Linked DNA regions of Homo sapiens: region 1 is linked to region 2. A link is an interaction called in ENCODE POLR2A ChIA-PET data of the cell type or tissue named here. Cell type or tissue: OCI-LY7. All regions are shown on one strand. Each heading gives the region's core, and the rest is flanking DNA. Links, peaks and the distances in the headings are about the cores only.

Evidence for each region. ChIA-PET counts read pairs that join two places held together with the same protein. Peaks named below come from ENCODE experiments on the same cell type or tissue, not always from the same donor. Only the 100,000 strongest peaks of a DNase experiment are listed, where the experiment ranks them.
Region 1: POLR2A ChIA-PET joins it to region 2 with 9 read pairs; 1 of 35 experiments calls an interaction of 5 or more read pairs at or near these places.

What each region holds. Positions count from the first base shown.
Region 1 is chr12:109,800,513-109,805,799 of GRCh38, reverse strand. TRPV4 (transient receptor potential cation channel subfamily V member 4) reads left to right here. Exons shown (of 16, transcript NM_021625.5): 4 at 2,657-2,809; 5 at 5,042-5,182. Among named protein-coding and RNA genes, the nearest start is that of FAM222A-AS1, 30 kb to the right of the region's middle. In OCI-LY7, for the core only: no CTCF peak of the experiment used is centred there; no DNase peak of the experiment used is centred there.
Region 2 is chr12:110,634,170-110,639,456 of GRCh38, reverse strand. It overlaps TCTN1 (tectonic family member 1), which reads right to left. Exons shown (of 15, transcript NM_001082538.3): 6 at 4,678-4,787; 7 at 2,956-2,976. Among named protein-coding and RNA genes, the nearest start is that of TCTN1, 23 kb to the right of the region's middle. In OCI-LY7, for the core only: no CTCF peak of the experiment used is centred there; a DNase peak (open chromatin) is centred at 2,746.

The sequences.
Region 1 (5,287 bases), core at 377-4,376, 830 kb after region 2:
CTAAGATAGGCTTTGGAGGTGGGTCTCTGAAATTGCAGAGGCTAGCGTATGTGCATAGAGGGAGACTTACTGTGAGGTCCATGATACTAATTAAGTGCCAGGGCCCCTGGCTAAGGCCCTTTCTGAGGTCCTCGACCTAGTCTACGTCCCACAAAACCTGGATCCGTCCCTGCATGGCTAAAAGGTCATGAGCTCATCTGATTATCAGGGAAGTCTGGGACGCCCTCCTGTGCCCCCACCTCCCCTCCGCAGAGTTTCACAACCTCCAATTTGGCAATTGTCAATTTAGAGCCCCTGGCTACAGCACCCCACCCTGGGCAGAGCCACTTCGCCACCTGGTGGCTGGTTCCTGGAACTGCATGTTCCACCTCATCTCTGGGAAGATGCTGCTCCTGACATCTTCTCCCAGGACCCAGGCGTCCCCTCCCTGGGTCTATAACCTGTGTCTGAAAGCCCGAATCCAGGGTCTCTAGTTCCACTTTGGGTCACCTATGGTTTGGAATTACCTGGGGTGCCCAGCTCTCGCCTTCATTCAATGTGTGTTAACTCAGCAAATGGTTGTTGGGCACCTACCACATACCAGGCACTGTGCTTGGCAGAGGCCGAATGATAGTGAGCAAAGCAGACATCACCCTGCCCTCAAGGTGCCCACAGGCTCCTGGACAGGACCATCATTGACCAAGCAACCACATAAATAAGCACACAGTTATGAACTGTAACAGGTGTCAACAAAAGGCTGTACTGGAGGATTTGACCTAGTCAGGGAAAATCCAGGAGAGCTTCCTGGAGGAGGTAACACTTGAGCAGAGTCTGAGTGAGTTGCAGTTAACCAGGTGAAAAGAGGAGGGAAGAATGTTTCAGATTGGGGTGGGGGTTCAGAGACAGCAGGTGCAAAGACCCTGTAGTTCACCGTGGTCTATTGCAGTCTGAAATGACCATTCCAGCTGCTATGTGGAAAGTGGATAAAGGAAGGCCAGAGAGGCTGGGGGAAATGAGGGAAATAAAGGAGGTGTCTTAGGCATGTGAGAGGGATGGTGGCTGGGCCACATTATTCCATGAGAGGTTTGGTGTCGCCTCTGAGCTGGGCGCCAGGTGGACAGCGGGAAAGCAACTGGGAACAAGACTTGTCCCAAACAACCCTGCTCCTGGAAGGGCTGAGACTAGAATTCAGGTCTCTTGAGTCTGCCCCACTGATTCCCGGCATTTAGGGAGACGGTTCCTAAATCCCGTCTCATGGATTGATAACAGCAACAGTAATATTTATCAAAGACTGCTATCTGCCTGGTACTGGGCTAATCAACAAACACTGATTAGCTCTTTGATTTCCCTTCATAGCTTTAATTTAGCCAGAAAGGACCCTAAGCAGAGAAATGGTCATACAGCTGTGGGGAGCAAAGCCAGGCCTCAAACCTGAGGTGCCTGGCTTCAGAACGGGCACCTGAACCCACACCTGCGTCTCCCACCCTCTGGCCATTCCTGAGCCCCTGGCTGATTTTGCCCTGTCCTTGATTCACAGGGGAGTTTTCAACTTACTCTTTTGAGATATAAATCAACTCAGGTAACCATAAAAATAGCTACAACAGAAAGAAACTTGCAAAGAGACATCAGCAAGCGTTAGTGAGAGGTGTTAAGGACCCGCTAGTACCAAACGGAGAGTTGACTTCATGAGAAAGATTCGATAGTGGATGAAACCTTCAGGGTTATTATTGTTGCACCCCCTAGAACCCCCAAGATTCTCTCCTGGATCCCCTAAGGTCAGTTCACATCCACTGTGGCACACAGTCCCACACTTTGGGGAACGCTGCACCCCTCCACTCCCTTCTAGGGGCACCAGTGTAAATGCTTCATGGGAAAAGGATTCGATGCTCTGACAGGTGGGTGAATGCTGCCTAGTGTGTCTTGCTTTTACAGGTTCACAGTCCCTGTTAGTGTATGAAAGGCTCTGAGAAGTCCTGTAGTAAGGAATTATGATTGGCTTTGTTTAACCCAGCATTCTAACCATTTATTTGTTTATGAAGCACTTTACATAAATCTTTTCGAGGGCCAGGTGTGGTGGCTCACATCTGTAATCCCAGCACTTTGGGAGGCTGAGGTGGGAGGATCACTTGAGGCCAGGTGTTTGAGACCAGCCTGGGTAACAGAGTGAGATCCCTTCTCTACGAAAATAAAAATTAAAAAATTAGTTGAGCATGGAGGTGCACACCTGTAGTCTTAGCTGCTACTTGGGAGGCTGAGGTGGGAGGATCACTTGAGCCCAGGAATCGGAGGCTGCAATGAGCTAGGATTGCACAACTATACCCCAGGCTGGATGACAGAGCGAGACCCTCTCTCTCAAAAAAAAGGATATTAATAAATAAAAATAAATACAAAATCTTCCCAAATAAGATTAATTAAATAAATACCAATCTGTAGGCTGAAGCCTCTCACATTTCAAAGCACCTAACCCCATGCGTTTATTGTACCCTCTCAGCACCACTGGAGGCAGAAAGATAGAGTGGCCCTGGGTCCCCACTGGACAGATGAGGAAACAGGCTTGGAGAGGAGATGTTGACAGCCAGGACATCTGACCCCCTACCCAGTGTTCTGTACCCCGATGCCTGGAAGTTCAAGGTCATGGGCTGGAGCACTGCGTCATCTTGTGTGTCTCTCTTGCTAGAGCCATCTACGGGGAAGACCTGCCTGCCCAAGGCCTTGCTGAACCTGAGCAATGGCCGCAACGACACCATCCCTGTGCTGCTGGACATCGCGGAGCGCACCGGCAACATGAGGGAGTTCATTAACTCGCCCTTCCGTGACATCTACTATCGAGGTGGGGCCCCGGGCTGGGCAGGGGTGCCACGGGGGCTGATGGAGACGCTGTCCTTTGCTTGTCTGACTCCTGAGACTTTTGATCTGGGCCTAAGTGCCAGCATGTACCCAGGACCTGACAAATGGATGGATGGATGGATGGATGGATGGATGCATGGATGCATGGATAGATGGATGGATGAAGGAACGGTAACTACCCCTTCCAACTTTGTTTCGAGTTTCAGAATAGAAGATTCCACTGGGTGCGGTGGCTCTTACCTGTAATCCCAGCACTTTGGGAGGCCAAGGGGGGCAGATCGCTTGAGCCCAGGAGTTCAAGACCAGCATGGGCAACATGGTGAAATCCTGTCTTGACAAAAGATACAAAAAAAAAAAAATAAAATAAAAGAAGGCCAGGTGCGGTGGCTCACACCTGTAATCCCAGCACTTTGGGAGGCTGAGGTGGGCAGATCACTTGAGGTCAGGTGTTCAAGACCAGCCTGGCCAACATGGTGAAACCCTGTCTCTGCTGAAAATGCAAAAATTAGCCAGGCGTGGTGGTGCGCACCTATAATCTCAGCTACTTGGGAGGCTGAGGCAGGAGAATCGCTTGAACCTGGGAGGTGGAGGTTGCAGTGAGCCAATATCGCGCCATTGCACTCCAGCTTGGGCAACAAGAGCAAGACTCATCTCAAAAAAAAAAAAAAGATGCAAAAAAAGCCAGGCTTGTTGGTGCACACCTGTAGTCCCAGCTACTTGGGAGGCTGGGGTGGGAAGATCACTTGAGCTCAGAGGGTCAAGGCTTCAGTGAGCTATGATTGTGCCACTGCACTCCAGCCTGGGTGACAGAGTGAGACCCTGTCTCAAAAAAAAAAAAAAAAAGATTCCAAGATTCTGAGATGCAGCGAGTCTAGTGATCATGAACTCGGGATCTGGCCCTAAGATGCTGTGGTGGCGGATACTCTAAGGCTCTATGATAATAAGTCCTGAGTTCACAAGTTCTAAGAGGCAAAGGCAGCAGGGGGCCAAGAACTGGGCCAATCCCCAGTTGAGATTCTGTAAATCAGAGTTGACCTTCAGATGCCTGGATATTAAGATTCAAAATCCATGAATATTATATCTTGAGTCCAAAATTCTGGGAGGCCAAGGTACTGTTGTTTCCTCTAGGAGTTTTCTTTTTTTTGAGACAAGGTCTTGCTCTGTTACCCAAGCTGGAGTGCAGTGGTGTGATCATGGCTCACTGCAGCCTTGACTTCCTGGGCTCAAGGGAGTCTCCCACCTCACCCTCCCAAGTAGCTGGGACCACCGGCATGGACCACCATGCCAGGCTAATTTTTAAAATTTCTGTAGAGACAGGGTCTCACTATGTTGTTGTATTAGCCCGTTCTCATGCTGCTATAAAGAACTGCCCAAGACTGGATAATTTATAAAGGAAAGAGGCTTAATTGACTCACAGTTCCGCAGGGCTGGGGAGGCATCAGGAAACTTACAATCATTGTGGAAGGGGAAGCAAACATGTCCTTCTTCACATGGTGGTAGGAAGAAGAAGTGCCAAGCAAAAGGGGGAAAAGCCCCTTATAGAATCATCAGATCTCTTGAGGACTCACTCACTATCATGAAAACAGCATGAGGGTAACTGCCCCCATGATTAAATTACCTTTCACAGGGTCCCTCCCATGATACATGGGGATTATGGGAACTACAATTCAAGGTGAGATTTAGGTGTGGACACAGAGCCAAACCATATCAGTTGCCCAGGCTGGTACTGAACTGCTAGGCTTCAGCAATCCTCCTGCCTCAGCCTCTGGAGTAGCTGGGACCACAGGTGTAAGTCACCAGGCCCAGCTAATTTTTAGCATTTCTATAGAGATGGGATCTCACTGTGTTGCCCAGGCTTGCCTCAAACGCCTGGGCTCAGGTGATCTCCCTCCTTGGTCTCCCAAATTGCTGGGATTACAGGCGTGAGCCTGCGCCTGGCCTCCTCTAGGATTTTTAAAGCATCTTATGAATCTAAAAACTTCTCACATTCAGGATTCCACAAACTAGGTATCCTTCAGGCTTGAGATTCTGCTTCTGCGATGGATCCCAGGGAATATCCAAGGACCTATTTGCTGCCCTTGGGTGTCGCTGGGCAGGACTCTGCCTGCATCCCCCACCCCCCAATTTCTACGTCCTGCACCCTACCCCCACCCCCAGCAAGCCTGGCTAGGTCTCTGCTCCGCCAGGACCCTGGATGACCGTCCCCTGCCCCCAGGTCAGACAGCCCTGCACATCGCCATTGAGCGTCGCTGCAAACACTACGTGGAACTTCTCGTGGCCCAGGGAGCTGATGTCCACGCCCAGGCCCGTGGGCGCTTCTTCCAGCCCAAGGATGAGGGGGGCTACTTCTACTTTGGTAAGGAGGGGCCTGGTGGGGGCTGACAGCATGCTGGAGAAGCATGGCGGGAGATAGCATGATACTGGTTGGTGTCTGCAGCCCTGACCATCACCCAGACACCCA
Region 2 (5,287 bases), core at 884-4,883:
CACACACACACACACACAGTGGTTTCTCTGGGTGGTAGGATTATGAGCAACAAAAAACAGACACAGACAAACATTTTCAGCAGCACCAGGGAAGCCCTGCTTATCCCAGTGCTATTAAAGGACGTTTTGCATTCATGGCCACCACCAGCAGAGTAACAAGGCATCAAGCCATCCTCTAAAGGTAGCTGAGCCTCCTCGTACTATAGGATGAATCTGTCATTTGCTCTAAACTTCAATTCTTAGAAACCACTGTTGAGGAAGGAGCCTCATGTATCTATTAACAGTTGTTTATACCACTTTGAACTTGCACTCAATCATGCACCATGCTGTTTATAATTCAAAATGACCAAGTATTTAAGCAGTTATTTTAGAGATAAATAAGCAGTCCTTATGTGTCTGCTCCCATGACCAAGAAGACCTGCGAGTCAAAACCTCTCATAGAAGAAAGTGACATGACTCAGTAACAAAGACGTGAGCTGTCATGTGACGAGAATGGCAGAAGGGCAATGCTAGTCACTGTGAGGCCCTCTGCATAACATGCCGCACCAAGGGGTTTCAGCATGGAGGGGGTCCTAGGCTGTTATTCAATTAGCTCTTGTTTAACACAAGGGCAACCCCGGGTTCCTTACTCTGAGCATAGTGGCCCCTGATTCAGCAATGACACCGGGTTCCAAGAAAGAGCATAGCCTGCCATACCAGCCTCTGCTGGAGCCACTTCCATGGTGTGTGCGTGGAATTGGCAAAAACCGAAGGATTCAGTGTCAATGAGCTTTGGAGAGTCCTGGTGTCAATGGCAGGAGCTGCCCTCGTCTCGACAGCTCACTCAACTGTCCCGAGAAGGAAACAGTAGCGCTGTGCTGATTTCCTTGATTCCTCTTCTACCACATACCATTCCCAAACCACACACACACTGGTAAAGAACTCCAGCATACTCAATGAAACTACAGGGCTACCCTGGAATCTTTCACTGATGGCTCCACAGATACTGACAATGATTCCAGGCAATCATAACAGTCTTCACTTAGTGGGGAGATTAGACCCAATTTCTATACTCCTGATCCTCTAACCTTAAAATCTGCTTTTTAAGAAAATTTTAAACAAATTCCTACTATTAGTTTACATGCTTGTCCTTTAGAGCACAACCTTTGGTGTCACACAGACCTAAGTTGGAAGTCCCAGTCTGCCACGTCCTGTGTGGCCACAGGATGCAAAGAAGGAAGGTGTGTGAAGCCTGTCACATGGGCTCACAGAGTAGAGCTGGCCCAGTATGGTGGTAAAGTATAAGGTCCCTGGGGCCAGACCACCTAGATCCCTGTCCCAGCTCTGCCACTTCCCAGCTGTGCAGCCATGGGCAGCTCATTCATCTCCTGTGACTCATCTGCCAGAGAGTGACAGTAACTGAACCTACCTCCTAGGACAGCCAAGAGGATTCAAAGACGTCAGACACATACAGCACTTAGAACAGTCCTGGCACCTGCTCCAAGCCTTCCAGTAACATCCATCACATTCCTCATAATAGGTCTTCCCACCCTGAATGGACCCACCTCCTTCCTAGTCATTCATCACTAAATGCGTAACTCATTGAGTGCCCAGTACCTACTGGACGCTGCGTTAGAAATAAGGATATATCATGAACAAGGCTGATAGGGCTGCTGCCCCCACAGACGGTTCCAGTTTTGAGTGGTAAAATCCAAGCACTCTCTAGGGGTTGGAGGGAGGTGAGAGCTAGCCCATTGCATGACTTTCACACTGCATTCCTGGGAGCCCTAGGGTTCTTCACTGGGACCAAAGAGGAGAGAGAAGGAGACTGGGCAGGTGGAGGGCTTCAGGCCCCATCCCTGCTCCAACCAGCACAGCTCCACATTCAGTCTGTGTGTTACACTCTAGAGAGGGTTCCACTTCAGACTGCATTTAAGAAAGGGTCTCTATAACTAAAACAAGTTTGAAAACACAAGTAACATCCATCATTCCTCATAATAGGTCTTCCCACCCTTCACAGAAGACAGGATCCAGCCTCACACACCGTTGTGTGAGACCCAAAGTCACATGGCTATTTCCTTTCAAACATCTCCCTCAAACATGTTTGTGTGCAGAGCATCAGTGAAGTCAATCACAGCCAGTGCATCCCCATCCCGAGTGCATCCCATGCGCAGATGCCGCACCAGCACCTCATGTGCTTCTCCCACTTGGCCTTGTGTCATGCCTCTGCACGGACGCTTACCATCCACTCAACAAAGGGAGACCACGGTGTCAGTCCGACAAGAAAATAATGGCAAAGCTGAGGTTTGAACCTAGGCTGGCCAGTTCCACAGGGTGGGAAACTATGACAAAGCCACCAACTCAGGCCTCCATGGGGACTGTGTTCACAGGCAGACCTAGGGTGCAAACCCTAGAATAAGGGGTGAGGGATCCACATTCCTTCTGACATAGCCACGAAGAGACCCTGACATCCTGACCACAATCAAGTAGAACCCTGGGCTGGGGCGATAAGGCTTTGAAAAGAACCCACCCTCAAATAAAGCCCTGAAGGTATACCACGGGGCACGCCTCCCACGCGGTATGGACACCCACTGGCCAAAGTGCTTATGGCTTCTGCCCTGGACGGGCAGCATCCTGGGAGCTGGACAGCTTTCTTAACAAGAGACTAAGAAGGGAGCAAGGGATAGCCTGAATGTCCAGAAGTCAATCATACCCACTGCTGGTCACGACAGTGGTGTCACTGAACCATGGAAGAGTACAAAACCACAACAACAGAGGCAGCTGGGAAGCCCAGAAGTGTGACTCCCACTAAGGAGTTTCCCTATTGCACTTCTGCTTGCTTTTTGGCAAATGTATTTGCTATTAGCAACAAGGTCCCCTTCTAATTGTAACTGTATTCATTTAAAAGGGCTCAGAAATAAGACAGTATTATAAACTATCCTACTTTCTATTACAAAAATAAATAAATACTCTTACCTTTTTTCTTGAATCAGGTACCTAGATAAAAAGAAACCACAAAAAATTGTGTTAAGTACAACAAAAAGAAGTATTTTCATTGCTTTTTCAGATCTCGAGTTGAAGAGTATATTCATCTTATTAAAGGCTTCACAAAGAAGAAAACAGAATTTCCTTGATCAAGACTCCCCATCTGCATGTGTTTGAATCTATGTCCTAATCAAAGAGGTCACATTGCGTTTTCCTTCTATCTTCATTTCCTCCAGGTAGAAGCTCACCAAGCTAGTCTCAGGAAGGCTCCATGCTCCAGGGTCATTATTGTATATTTCCACATGGTCTCACGGCCATAAGCACTGTGGGAAGCACAGTTCTTGCACTCCTGGTCACTCTCACTGCACCTGTCCTTGCTGGAAGGCCACCATTGCTTGCCCAGGCGATTTCCACAGACTCCTAACTGGTCTTCCTGCCTCTGGCCCAAGCCTCCTCAATGACAAGCTCTTGCCTCCCCAGTAGAGCTGCAGCTTTCTTTCTGAAGGGCCCACTGAGAAACGTGGGGAGGGAGACAAATAGACCTGTTTGGAGAGACCTGTGCTGAAAGAGAACTGTACCTGGATGCCCAAGGAATTGCTTCAAGACAACTGTGAGCTCAAGCTAACTAGAAGAATTCACAAGCCTAGATGGCTGACTTACACAAGAGAGGGAGAGAGAAAATGAGGGGAGAGGGAAAGGTTAAATTTGATCCTAAAAACTGAGGTCCAGATAAATAATGGTGCCATGAACCACCCTACCCCTGTACCCCTCATAAAAAGGAAATTGGGAAGGGGACCCCTTTGACAATAATCGTATGTTTCTGGCGGGGCAGTTGTTTTGTTTTGTTAGAGACCAGGTCTCACTCTGTCACCCAGGCTGGAGTGCGATCATAGCTCACTGCAACCTTAGCTCACTGCAACCTCAGCTCACTGCAACCTCAGCCTCTTAGGATCAAGTGATCCTCCTGTCTTAGCCTCCTGAGTAGCTGGGACCACAGGTGTGCACAACCATGACACAAAAGGTTTTTTTTTATTATTTTTTGTAGGGACAGGGTCTCATTATGTTGCCCAGGCTGGTTCTTGAACTCTTAGCCTCAAGTGATCCTCCTGCCTCAGCCTATCATATGGTTTTTAATCATTGAAAAAGGTCTTCTTCCCTTGCCACCCTCCATCTCATCTGTCATGTGGGCCAGTGGCCTCATCATTTCTTCAGTTTAGGGTTCAGTCACTGTAACCAGAGAGAAGGGGCCCCTTCACCATTGTGCCCACTTCTCCCATTTCCTGTTCTTTCCTGACTGCCTGTGTCATCTGCCAACCAGAAAGTGGATTTCCTCTTCTTTTCTGGCCTGTTTCTGAGAGGGAGCCCTTTTTGGGGCTAATAAGATTATTTCTGTCACAGACATGAAGATGTTTTTATGATTTCTAAAGTTTTTAGTTATTCGTAAAGATTTGTTTTTATTCAGGAGACAGATATTGGTTACCATCAAAATGAATGAAAGAAAAAAATCAACAAAAGCAAAATATGAGCTAACTATAAAAAAATAAAAATTATTTAAAGGATTATTTCAATAATCACTGATATAAAAGTACTGGAGAAATTTAAACTCGAGTGTCAATCATGTACTGAAATTATTCTGTACTTGTCATATTTTAAAAGCGCAGAAAGAACAGAAACATACCTAATGAGTAAGTTCCACTTCAAAATAATTCTTACCCTCAGAATTTCCGGGCTGCTGTAAAAAGCCATGCTGAGGGCTTCAATTTCTTCACACTGTTCTAAATTTATTTTTCTGGTGCACTTAACAGCCTGGTTCACCAGAAACGCTAGAAATCATTAACATTCCCAAGGAAAAAAAAATACAAAAGAGAAGAAATTTTTCAATTTTCCAATGGCAACTAAAAAGTTTTAATCTAGGTAAAACTGTAAAATAAGTTACAACACAGATATACAATTTTGTTGTTGTTTGTTTTGTTTTTTTAGTAGAGACAAGGTTTCACCGTGTTGCCCAGACTGGTCTCAAACTCCTCACCTCAAGTGATCCTCTCGCCTCGGCCTCCCAGAGTGCTGGGATTACAGGTGTGAACCAGTACGCCTGGCCTACAATGTTTTAAATTATTTTTCAAAAAGAATACATTCATGAGATTCAAAATTCAAAAAGCACAAAAAGATAATGAGTAAATCCCCCTCCAATTCTTGTCCTGCCCCCCAGCTACCACCAGTCCCCTTCTCCAGAGGCAACTGGCATGAGGCTTCTTGTGTCTCTTTCTAGAAATATTCTATGGAAATAAAAACAAATATGTGTGTAAAAAACATACATATATTT